Linked DNA regions of Homo sapiens: region 1 is linked to region 2. A link is a loop called in an ENCODE intact Hi-C map of the cell type or tissue named here. Cell type or tissue: IMR-90. All regions are shown on one strand.

The links. A loop is a pair of places that touch in the nucleus more often than their neighbours do. Peaks named below come from ENCODE experiments on the same cell type or tissue, not always from the same donor. Only the 100,000 strongest peaks of a DNase experiment are listed, where the experiment ranks them.
Region 1: it touches region 2 in a loop (22-fold over the local background); 1 of 110 quality-filtered maps calls a loop at or near these places.

The regions. Positions count from the first base shown.
Region 1 is chr7:132,559,697-132,564,696 of GRCh38, reverse strand. All of the region lies in intron 1 of PLXNA4 (plexin A4), which reads left to right. Among named protein-coding and RNA genes, the nearest start is that of PLXNA4, 14 kb to the left of the region's middle. In IMR-90, no CTCF peak of the experiment used is centred here; no DNase peak of the experiment used is centred here.
Region 2 is chr7:133,701,821-133,706,820 of GRCh38, reverse strand. The region is part of intron 10 of EXOC4 (exocyst complex component 4); the gene reads right to left. Among named protein-coding and RNA genes, the nearest start is that of MIR6133, 410 kb to the right of the region's middle. In IMR-90, no CTCF peak of the experiment used is centred here; DNase peaks (open chromatin) are centred at 1,070 and 3,110; H3K27ac peaks cover 391 bases.

The DNA of each region.
Region 1 (5,000 bases), 1.1 Mb after region 2:
ATTTAATCAATTGATCAAGCAATCAGTCAATTCAAGCAATATTTATTGAGTGCCTACTGTGTGCTAGGCACTATGTGAGAATTTGTGTGGAGATGAAAGACCTACTTCTGTCAGCAGGGAGTTCACAGCTTAGTGTGGCCACAACATACGTGGGAATAGAGAATTTACATGCAATGTGTCAGAGAGTGAGACTGGGGCATGAAGAGGGTGCTCTGGGAATAGGAAGACGGGCACCCATCCAGTTATGAAAAGCAGGACATGAAGAAGGGCTCCTGGAGAAGGAGGGGGAGGAGCAAGAAGAGGGGGAGGAGGAGGAGGAGGAGAAGGAGGAGGAGGAGAAAGAGGAGAAGGAGGAGGAGCAGCAGAAGGAGAAGGAGGAGGAAAAGGAGAGGAGGAGGAGCAGCAGAAGGAGGAGGAGGAGGAAAAGGAGAGGAGGAGGAGAAGCAGAAGGAGGAGGAGGAAGAGGAGGAGGAGGAGAAAGGAGAAGGAGGAGGAGAAGAGGAGGGAGAGGAGGGGCAGGAGGAAGAGGAGAAGGAGGAGGAGAAGGAGGAGGAGGAGAAGGAGGAGGAGAAAGAAGAGGAGGAGGAGAAGGAGGAGGAGGAGGAGGAAGAGAAGGAGGAGGAGGAGAAGGAGGAGGAGAAAGAGGGGGAGGAAAAGGAGGAGAAGGAGGAGGAGAAGGAGGAGGAGAAGGAGGAGGAGAAGGAGGAGGAGGAGAAGGAGGAGGAGGAGAAAGAATGGGGAGGAAAAGGAGGAGGAGGAGGACGAGGAAAAGGAGGAGAAGGAGGAGGAGAAGGAGGAGGAGGAGCAGCAGAAGGAGGAGGAGGAAGAGGAGAGGAGGAGGAGGAGCAGCAGAAGGAGGAGGAGGAGAAGGAGGAGGAGAAGGAGGAGGAGAAGGAGGAGGAGAAGGAGGAGGAAGAGGAGGAGGAAGAGGAAAAGGAGGAGAAGGAGGAGGGAGAGGAGGAGGAAGAGGAAGAGGAGGAGGAGAAGGAGGAGGAGGAGAAGGAGGAGGAGGAGGAGAAAGAGGAGGAGAAGGAGGAGGAAGAGGAGAAGGAGGAGGAGAAGGAGGAAGAGAAGGAGGAGGAAGAGAAGGAGGAGGAGAAAGGATGAGGAGAAGGAGGAGGAGGATGAAGAGGAGAAGGAGTAGGAGAAGGAGGAGGAGGAGAAAGAGGAGGAGGAGCAGCAGGAGGAGGAGGAGGAGGAGAAGGAGGAGGAGGAGCAGCAGAAGGAGGAGGAGGAGAAGGAGGAGGAGGAGGAAGAGGAGGAGGAAGGAGAAGGAGGAGGAGGGAGAGGAGGAGGAGGAGAAAGAGGAGGAGGAGGAGAAGGAGGAGGAGGAGGAGAAGGAGGAGAAAGAGGAGGAGAAGGAGGAGGAGGAGAAGGAGGAAGAGAAGGAGGAGGAAGAGAAAGGAGGAGGAGAAGGAGGAGGAGGATGAAGAGGAGAAGGAGTAGGAGAAGGAGGAGGAGGAGAAAGAGGAGGAGAAGGAGGAGGAGGAGGAGGAAGAGGAGGAGGAGGAAGGAGAAGGAGGAGGAGAAGGAGGAGGAGGAGAAGGAGGAAGAGGAGAAGGAGGAGGAGGAGAAGGAGGAGGAGGGAGAGGAGGAGGAGGAAGAAGAGGAGGAGGAGAAGGAGGAGGAGGAGGAGAAGGAGGCAGAGAAAGAAGAGAAGGAGGAGGAGAAAGAGGAAGAGAAAGAGGAGGAGAAGGAGGAGGAGGAGGAGAAGGAGGAGGAGGGAGAGGAGGAGGAGGGAGAGGAGGAGGAGGGAGAGGAGGAGGGAGAGGAGGAGGAGGAAGAGGAGGAGGAGGGGGAGAAGGAGGCAGAGAAAGAAGAGGAGGAGGAGAAGGAGGAGGAGGAGAAAGGAAGAGAAGGAGGAGGAGAAGGAGGAGGAGAAGGAGGAGGAGAAGGAGGAGGTGGAGAAAGAAGAGGGGGAGGAAAAGGAGAAGGAGGAGGAGGAGAAGGAGGAGGAGAAGGAGGAGGACGAGGAAAAGGAGGAGGAGGTGAAGGAGGAGGAGGAAAAGGAGGAGAGGAGGAGGAGGAGGAAGAGAAGGAGGAGGAGGAGGAGAAAGAGGAGGAGAAGGAGGAGGAAGAGGAGGAGAAGGAGGAGGAGGAGGAGAAAGAGGAAGACAAGGAGGAGGAGAAAGGAGGAAGAGAAGGAGGAGGAGGAGAAAGAGGAGAAGGAGGAGGAAGAGGAGGAGAAGGAGGAGGAGGAGAAAGAGGAAGAGAAGGAGGAGGAGAAAGGAGGAGGAGGAGAAGGAGGAGGAGGATGAAGAGGAAAAGGAGTAGGAGAAGGAGGAGAAGGAGGAGGAGCAGCAGAAGGAGGAGGAGAAGGAGGAGGAGGCAGAGGAGGAGGAGGAAGGAGAAGAAGGAGGAGGAGAGAGAGGAGGAGGAAGAGGAGGAAGAGGAGAAGGAGGAGAAGGAGGAGGAGGAGAAGGAGGCAGAGAAAGAAGAGGAGGAGGAGGAGAAGGAGGAGTAGGAGAAAGAGGAAGAGAAGGAGGAGGAGAAGGAGGAGGAGGAGAAGGAGGAGGAGGAGAAAGAGGAGGAGGAGAAGGAGAGAAGGAGGAGGAGAAGGAGAGAAGGAGGAGGAGAAGGAGAGAAGGAGGAGGAGGAGAAAGGAGGAGGGAGAGGAGGAGGAAGAGGAGGAGAAGGAGGAGGGAGAGGAGGAGGAAGAGGAGGAGAAGGAGGAGGAGGAGGAGTAGGAGGAGGAGGCAGAGAAAGAAGAGGAGGATAAGGAGGAGGATAAGGAGGAGGAGGAGAAAGAGGAGGGTAAGGAGGAGGAGGATGAGGAGGAGGATAAGGAGGAGAAGGAGAAGGAGAAGGCAGAGGAGAAGGAGGAGGAGAAAGAGGAGGATAAGGAGGAGGAGGAGAAGGAGGCGGAGGAGAAGAAGGAGGAGAAAGAGGAGGATAAGGAGGAGGAGGTTAAGGACGAGGGGGAGAAGGAGGAGAAGGAGGAGGAGGAGAAGAAGGAGGAGGAGGAGGAAGAGGAGGAGAAGGAGGAGGAGGAAGAGTAGGAGGAGGTGAAGGAGGAGGAGAAGGAGGAGGATGAGGAAAAGGAGGAAGAGGAGGAGAAGGAGGAGGAGGAAGAGGAGGAGGAGGAAGAGAAGGAGGAGGAAGAGAAGGAGGAAGAGGAGGAGGGGAAAGGAGGAGGAGAAGGAGGAGGAGAAGGAGGAGGAGAAGGAGGAGGAGGAGAAGGAGGAGGAGGAGGTGGGGGAGGAGAAAGGAGGAGGAGAAGAAGGAGGAGGAGGACAAGAAGGAGGAGGACAAGAAGGAGGGGGAGGAAGAGGAGGAGGAGGAAGAGGAGGAGGAGGAAGAGGAGGAGGAGGAAGAGGAGGAGGAGGACAAGAAGGAGGGAGAGGAAGAGGAGGAGGAGGAAGAGGAGGAAGAGGAGGAGAAGAAGGAGAAAGAGGAGGAGAAGGAGGAGGAGGAGGAAGAGGGGCATCCAGTTGAGTTTTAGAGGATGTTTTGAAGGATCCCTCAGATTGGCTTTGTGAACTCATAAGCAGAGGTCCCACGTGGAGGAAGCAGCACAGAGAGGTGAGAGCACAGCCCTTGGGGTCTGCAGGAGTTCAAGGCAGAGGTGGGAAGTGGGGCAAGGGGCAACACGGCAGAGGCTGCACCAGGACCAGTGTCAGTATCCAGCTAAGGGATTTATCCATCAGGCAGCAGTCAGGCCTTGGCGATCTCCAAGGAAGAGAATCAACAAGACCAGATTTGTACTGTAGCAAGGTTCAGCGGGGGCCACGTGGAGAACAACTGGAAGCAGGCTATTGCAGTAAATCAAAGCATCCTGAGCCGGGGCTGATCAAAGGGGGTGGCAAAGGAGAGAAAGGGGCTGATCTGAGAAGTGCATCGTAGGAATTAGCGCTGACAGATGATGGTGGATATGGCGGTGAAGGTGGTGGGCAGCAAGGAACGGGCAGTGGGGTTGTCCTGCAGGTGTCTTGCCTGGGCAGCTGGTGGGAGATGATGCCATTAGTGGAGCTGGAGAAATCTGGACTGAGGCAGGCTGTCGGGGGAGTGGTGGGGCAGGAGTGCTGCATTCTTTTCTGAACAAGGTGAATTGGGGCATATGTGGATTTGCAGGCGGAAGTGACCAGGAGGCCGGCGGATACAAGGCTCTTGTGTCCCCGGCAGCTTCAACTTCATGCTTACCTAGTGCTGTTTACTTCTGGACCCAGTTGCAGACTTAGGAGTTCCTTTTGGGATCTGGCAGAAACTTGACAAAGAAGCAAGAAGATCCACCTAGAGATTCTTGCATTTTTCAAGTGGTTCATGTTTCGGCGTAAACATACTGTCTTGGACAATGTACTTGAAATTGTTCTGAAAGCATCCCAGGTATTCACCTTCCCTTAGGAGAGTCCCACTACTTTCCAGTGGAAAAAGAACAATCCCGGGAGGTTGAGTAGCACCCAGAGTGCTATAGAGCAAGCTTGGAACAGAGCGCACCTGGGCCTCTGTTCTGCTTGTTCCCTTCCTCGGTGCGTGCCTCCAACTTCAATGAGCGCATGCTCAAAACAGTGTGGTCTAGGGAAATGAACTCCACCATGAGCTAAGAGATTGGTGATTAAAATATTGACCTTGCCCATTAGGAATAATGTCCTGTTGGTCTAATCCCACATTCTGGGAGGTAGGACAAAGTCTGCACAATCAAAGCCTGCAGGTAGGACCTGGCGACTAGATAGGGTTGGCTTGGTCCAGGCGTGTCAAGTGCCAAGGAAAAATTTTTATCATGGGAATGCCTTTAGGTGGGGCAGCCCCTCTCCAGGTTCTACCCCCTGTTTCTCATATCTTTGCTTCACACATCTATGATGAAGGTATTTTTAAAATAGCAGACACAGTCTAGGGCTTAGTAAAACCCAAGCAGTATCTGTTCTCTCTCTTTCCAATACATGGGGAAAAAATGAATGGGTTAGCATATTAGTGACAGATGCTTTGCATTCTGCAGGAGAGCTTTATAATTTAGTGGTCTTCATTTGTTGTAGGAGATGTAGACATGGGCTCCTGTGTTCCAT
Region 2 (5,000 bases):
AGACAGGTACTCTTCCCTCTCCACCTTTTCCCCTTGCTCCACTCATAAGCCATGCAGGGATATTAAGCACTTCAAATGTGGCTAGTCCAAATGGAGGTGTGCTCTAAGTATAAAACACACACTGGGTTTCTAAGACCTGATATGAAAAAAAGAATGTAAAATATCTCGTTAAAAATGTTTATATTGATTACAGATTGAAGAGATAGTATTTTGGATGTACTGGGTGCAATAAAATGTATTATTAAAATGTATTTCATCTATTTCTTTACACTTTTTAAATGTGGCTCATATTATTTCTGTTGGAAATAAAATTACATTTGTGGCTTGCACTATATTTCTCCTATCAGAGAGGGCTCTTAGTCAACCAAAAGCCATGTCTAATGATGACTTGTGAGTTTCCATGTATGTGTGTATAAATGTAAATATAAGTACAAATACTAATATGTTTGTGCACATCTCCTTTGCTGTATCCTTTTGTAATTGATAAGCCTATTTTGTAAATTCTTATAAAGTAAAATCATAGTAGTATGCTGGAAATTACTTATCTGGATATTTTTAGTACAATAATTTAATTATATTGAGGCTAATGGAACTAATAAAAGGATTCATACACAATTTTTCACACACACAGATACAGAATTGCACTTACACATACACATGGTGGTCATCAAAATGACATTAATTCAAACTCGCTGGGAGGGAAGTTTATACACAACCTGACAGAAAAGGCAGGTGGATACTATACTTTTTTTAAAAATTAAGAGAGATTATTTCTAAAGTTATAACTGCACTGGAACTGCTAGTTAAATGCTGTCTGCTTCTAGTAGAAACGAAGTTTAATAAACAAATTAAAATACAGTAATTCCTCCTTATCTACAGTTTTGCTTTCTGTGGCTTCAGTTATCTGCAGTCAATTGTGTTCCAAAAATATAAAACGAAAAATTTCAGAAATAAACAACTCATGCATTTTAAATTGCACACCATTCTGAGTAGTGTGATGACATCTCATGCTGTCCCACTCTGTCTCATCCAGGATATGAATCATTCCTTTGTCTAGTGTATCCGTGCGTTTTACGCTACCTGTCCATTAGTCACTTCGTAGCCATCTCGATTATGAAGTCAACTCTCAGACGGGTATTGCAGTGCTTCTGTTCAAGTAACCCTTATTTTACTTAATAATGGCCCCAGAGTCCAAAAGTAGTGATGCTGGCAATTTGGATATACCAAAAATAAGCCATAAAATGCTTTCTTAATATTTAATATTTTTGGACCACAATTGACTATGGGTAACTGAAGTCACAGATAGCAAAATTGTGGATAAGGAGGAACTACTATATTTTTATTTGTTTAGTAACTATAGTTTCTACTAGAAGCAGACAGAATTTAACTAGCAGTTCCAGTACATTTATAATTTTAGAAATAATCTCTCTTAATTATTCTTCTTCTTATTTTTTGAGATGGAGTCTTCCTCTGACACTGAGGCTGGAGTGCAGCAGCATGATCTCAGCTCGCTGCAACCTCTGTCTCCCAGGTTCAAGTGATTCTCCTGCCTTAGACTCCTGAATTGCTGGGATTACAGGCACACACCACCACACCTGGCTAATTTTTGTATTTTTAGTAAGAGATGGAGTTTCACCATGTTGGCCAGGCTGGTCTTGAGAACTCCTGACCTCAAGTGATCCACTGGCCTCAGCCTCCCAAAGTGCTTGGACTACAGGCATGAGCCACCGTGCCTGCCTCTCTCTTAATTTTTAAAAAGTATAGTATCTACCCGGCTTTTCTGCTAAGTGAAAAGGTAAAAGTTCTTAACTTACGGAAAGAAAATAAAATCATATGCTGAGGTTACTAAGATCTAAGGTAAGAACAAATCTGTGAAATTATTAACAGCATATTGTTATAATTGTTCAACATGTTGAGCAACCCTAATCCAAAAGTCTGAAATCTGAAATGCTCCAAAATCTGAAACATTCTGAGCATCACCTGATGCCACAAGTGGAAAATTCCACACATGACCTCACATGACAAGTCACAGTTCAACTTCAGGTGTACAACACAGTTTATTCAGCACTCCCAAGGAACAAATTACCCTCCCAGGACAGATTTTTTTCTTCCCTTCAGCTGCAATGTATCTTTTCCACACACACCCGGATCCCTCCCATAAAAGCACACTCACAAAGTGTAATACAATGCCACATGTACAGGCCAGATGCAGCAAGGACAGGTTCCCCAGGATGGGGCTAAGACCTACGTGCATTACTCACTGTATTTTTGTGCTTATTCTCTGCTCTGTGGTGAAAGATATTGTTGAAAATGTCAAGAAGGCTATGAATAACAGTGATAGGAAAAAGGGAAAGCATTTATGTTTCTCTATAGCACTGAAAGTCAGGCTGTTGGAGAAACTGAATAGCAGTGTAAGTATGGAACATGTCACAGAAGACTACGGTGTTACAATGACCACCATATATGACCTGAAGAACAAGGATAAACTGTTGAAGTTCCATGCTGAAAGTGATAAACAAAGTTAACGAAAAATACAAAAACACTGCATAAAGCTAAAAATAAAGATCTTAGGGATGGCCATGGTGGCTCACACCTGTAATTCCAGCACTTTGGGAGAAGACGGGAGGATCACCTAATTGCAGGAGGTCAAGACCAGCCTGGGCAACATGGCAAGTTCTCGTCACTATTTAAAAATTAATTTATTCCTTTTAAAATCTTAGGTGTTGAAAGAGTGGATTGATCAGTGTCACAGTGAACACATGCCTCTTAATGGTATTGCTGATGATGAAACAAGCAAAGCTCTATCAAGATGAACTGAAAATTGAAGGGAACTGTAAATATTCAACAGGCTACTTATAGAAACTTAAACATGGAATTCAATTTGTTTTAAAGATTTATACAGTGAGAAAGCATCTGCTGACCATGAAGGAGCAGAGCAATTCACTGATGAATTTGCCAAGGTCATCGCTGATGGAAATCTGATGCCAGAACAAGTCTATAATGCTGTTAAAACATCACTGTTTTGGTGTATGGTCCCAGAACGACACTGGCCACAGCTGATGAGACAGCTCCTACAGGAATTAAGGATGCCAAAGACAGAACAGCTGTGTTGGGATGTTCTAATGCAGTAGGCATGCATAAGCGTAATTTGTTATGATAGGAAAAGGCTATGATCTCACAGTTTTCAAGGAGTGATTTTCTTACTAGTCTATTATTATATGAACAAAAAGGCATTTATCACCAGGGATATCTCTTCTGATCGGTTTCACAAACATTTTGTACCAGTGACTTGTGCTCACTGAAAGGAAGCTGGCCGGGATGACAAATGCACAACTTTATTATTCCTTGACCACTGTTCTGCTCATCCTCCAGCAGAAATTCTCATCAAAAATCATGTTCATGCCACATATACTCCCCCTAAATGTGAATTTATTAATTCATCCATGTGACGAAGGTATCCTTACATCAATGTAGAGTGAATATAAAAATGTATTCTTGAACAACATGCTAGCAGCAACGTAGCAATGAACATTGGTGTGGTTGTGGAAGATATTCAAAAGGAGTTTAGCATAAATAATGCTACATATGCTGTTGCCAACACCTAGAACACTGTGACTAAAGACACAGTGGTGCGTGCCTGGCACAGCTTCTAACCTGTGACTATGTTCAGTGATAATGATGAACAAAATGCTGACTTTGAAGGATTTCACATGTCAAGTGAGAAAAAAAAGTCTGATCTCCTTACATATGCAAAAGATGTATCTTCAGAATTCATCAGTATGCTGGAAGAAGTGGATGTTAAAGAAATTTAACATTGATAATGAGGCTTCAGTTATTTCATTCATTGACTGATGGCAAAATAACCAAAATGGTTCTGAATCAAGGTGATTGTGATAATAGTGACGATAAAGATGGCATTGTTAACACTGCAAAATTACTATCTACAGACAACATGGTGCAAATATGTGATGAGCTTACTGAAGGACTAGAGCAGTGCACATTCATAACAGAACATGGCAGTTTATAAAATTAAAGAAAGACTTCTAAGACAAAAATTGTTATGGAGCCACGGATGACTCTGCTGGAAGCATTTTTAAAAGCCACCTAGCACAATGCTTCCTCATCCCTAGGTGATCCACTTCTTGGTCCCTCAACTGCTTCTGATGTTTCTTCTCACCTAAATAAATAAAATACAGGCTGGGTGCAGTGGCTCACATCTGTAATCCCAGTGAGGTGGGAGGCCAAGGCAGGAGGATCATCTGAACCCAGGAGTTTTAGACTGGCCTCGGCAACATAGCAATTCAAAAAAAAAAATTGGCTGGAAGTCATGATGCCCCACTTGCAATCCAGGCTTCTCAAGAGGCTGAGGTGAGAGAATTGCTTGAGCCCATGATTTCAAGGTTGTAGTGAAATGTGATCACATCACTGCACTGCAGCTTGGGCAACAGCGTGAGACCTTGTCAAGATGGGAAGGGAAGAGAAGAGAAGAGAATGAACAAACCAGCATCGTTGGTGGCGACAAAGCTGGCTGTGGTTCAGCAGCTGATGCGGGTGTTCTGGTGATGCTGCTGTGCTGCTTAGATACCCCGAACACATTATTTTTTCACTATTTTAATGGTATGTTATATATTTTGCTATTAAGTATTTATGTGTGAATAAGCGTAAGAAAATGATTGCTAATCAGTAGCTTATACATTCAGAGTCAGAAATGATGATCACTTGAGTGTGGGAGGTCGAGGCTGCAGTGAGCCAAGATCACCACACTGTACTCCAGCCTGGGTGACAGAGGGAGATACTGTCTCAAAAAAAAAAAAAAAAAAAAAGAAAGAAAGAAAGAAAAGGAAAAAGAAAAAGAAAAAGAAAAATGACAGTGATTCCAAACAACCACAGATTGTCCCCATGGGTGGCTGAGATAGTGACACCTTTGTTTTCTGATGCTTTAATGCACACAAACTTTGTTATATGCGCAAAATTATCACAAATATTATACAAAGTTACCT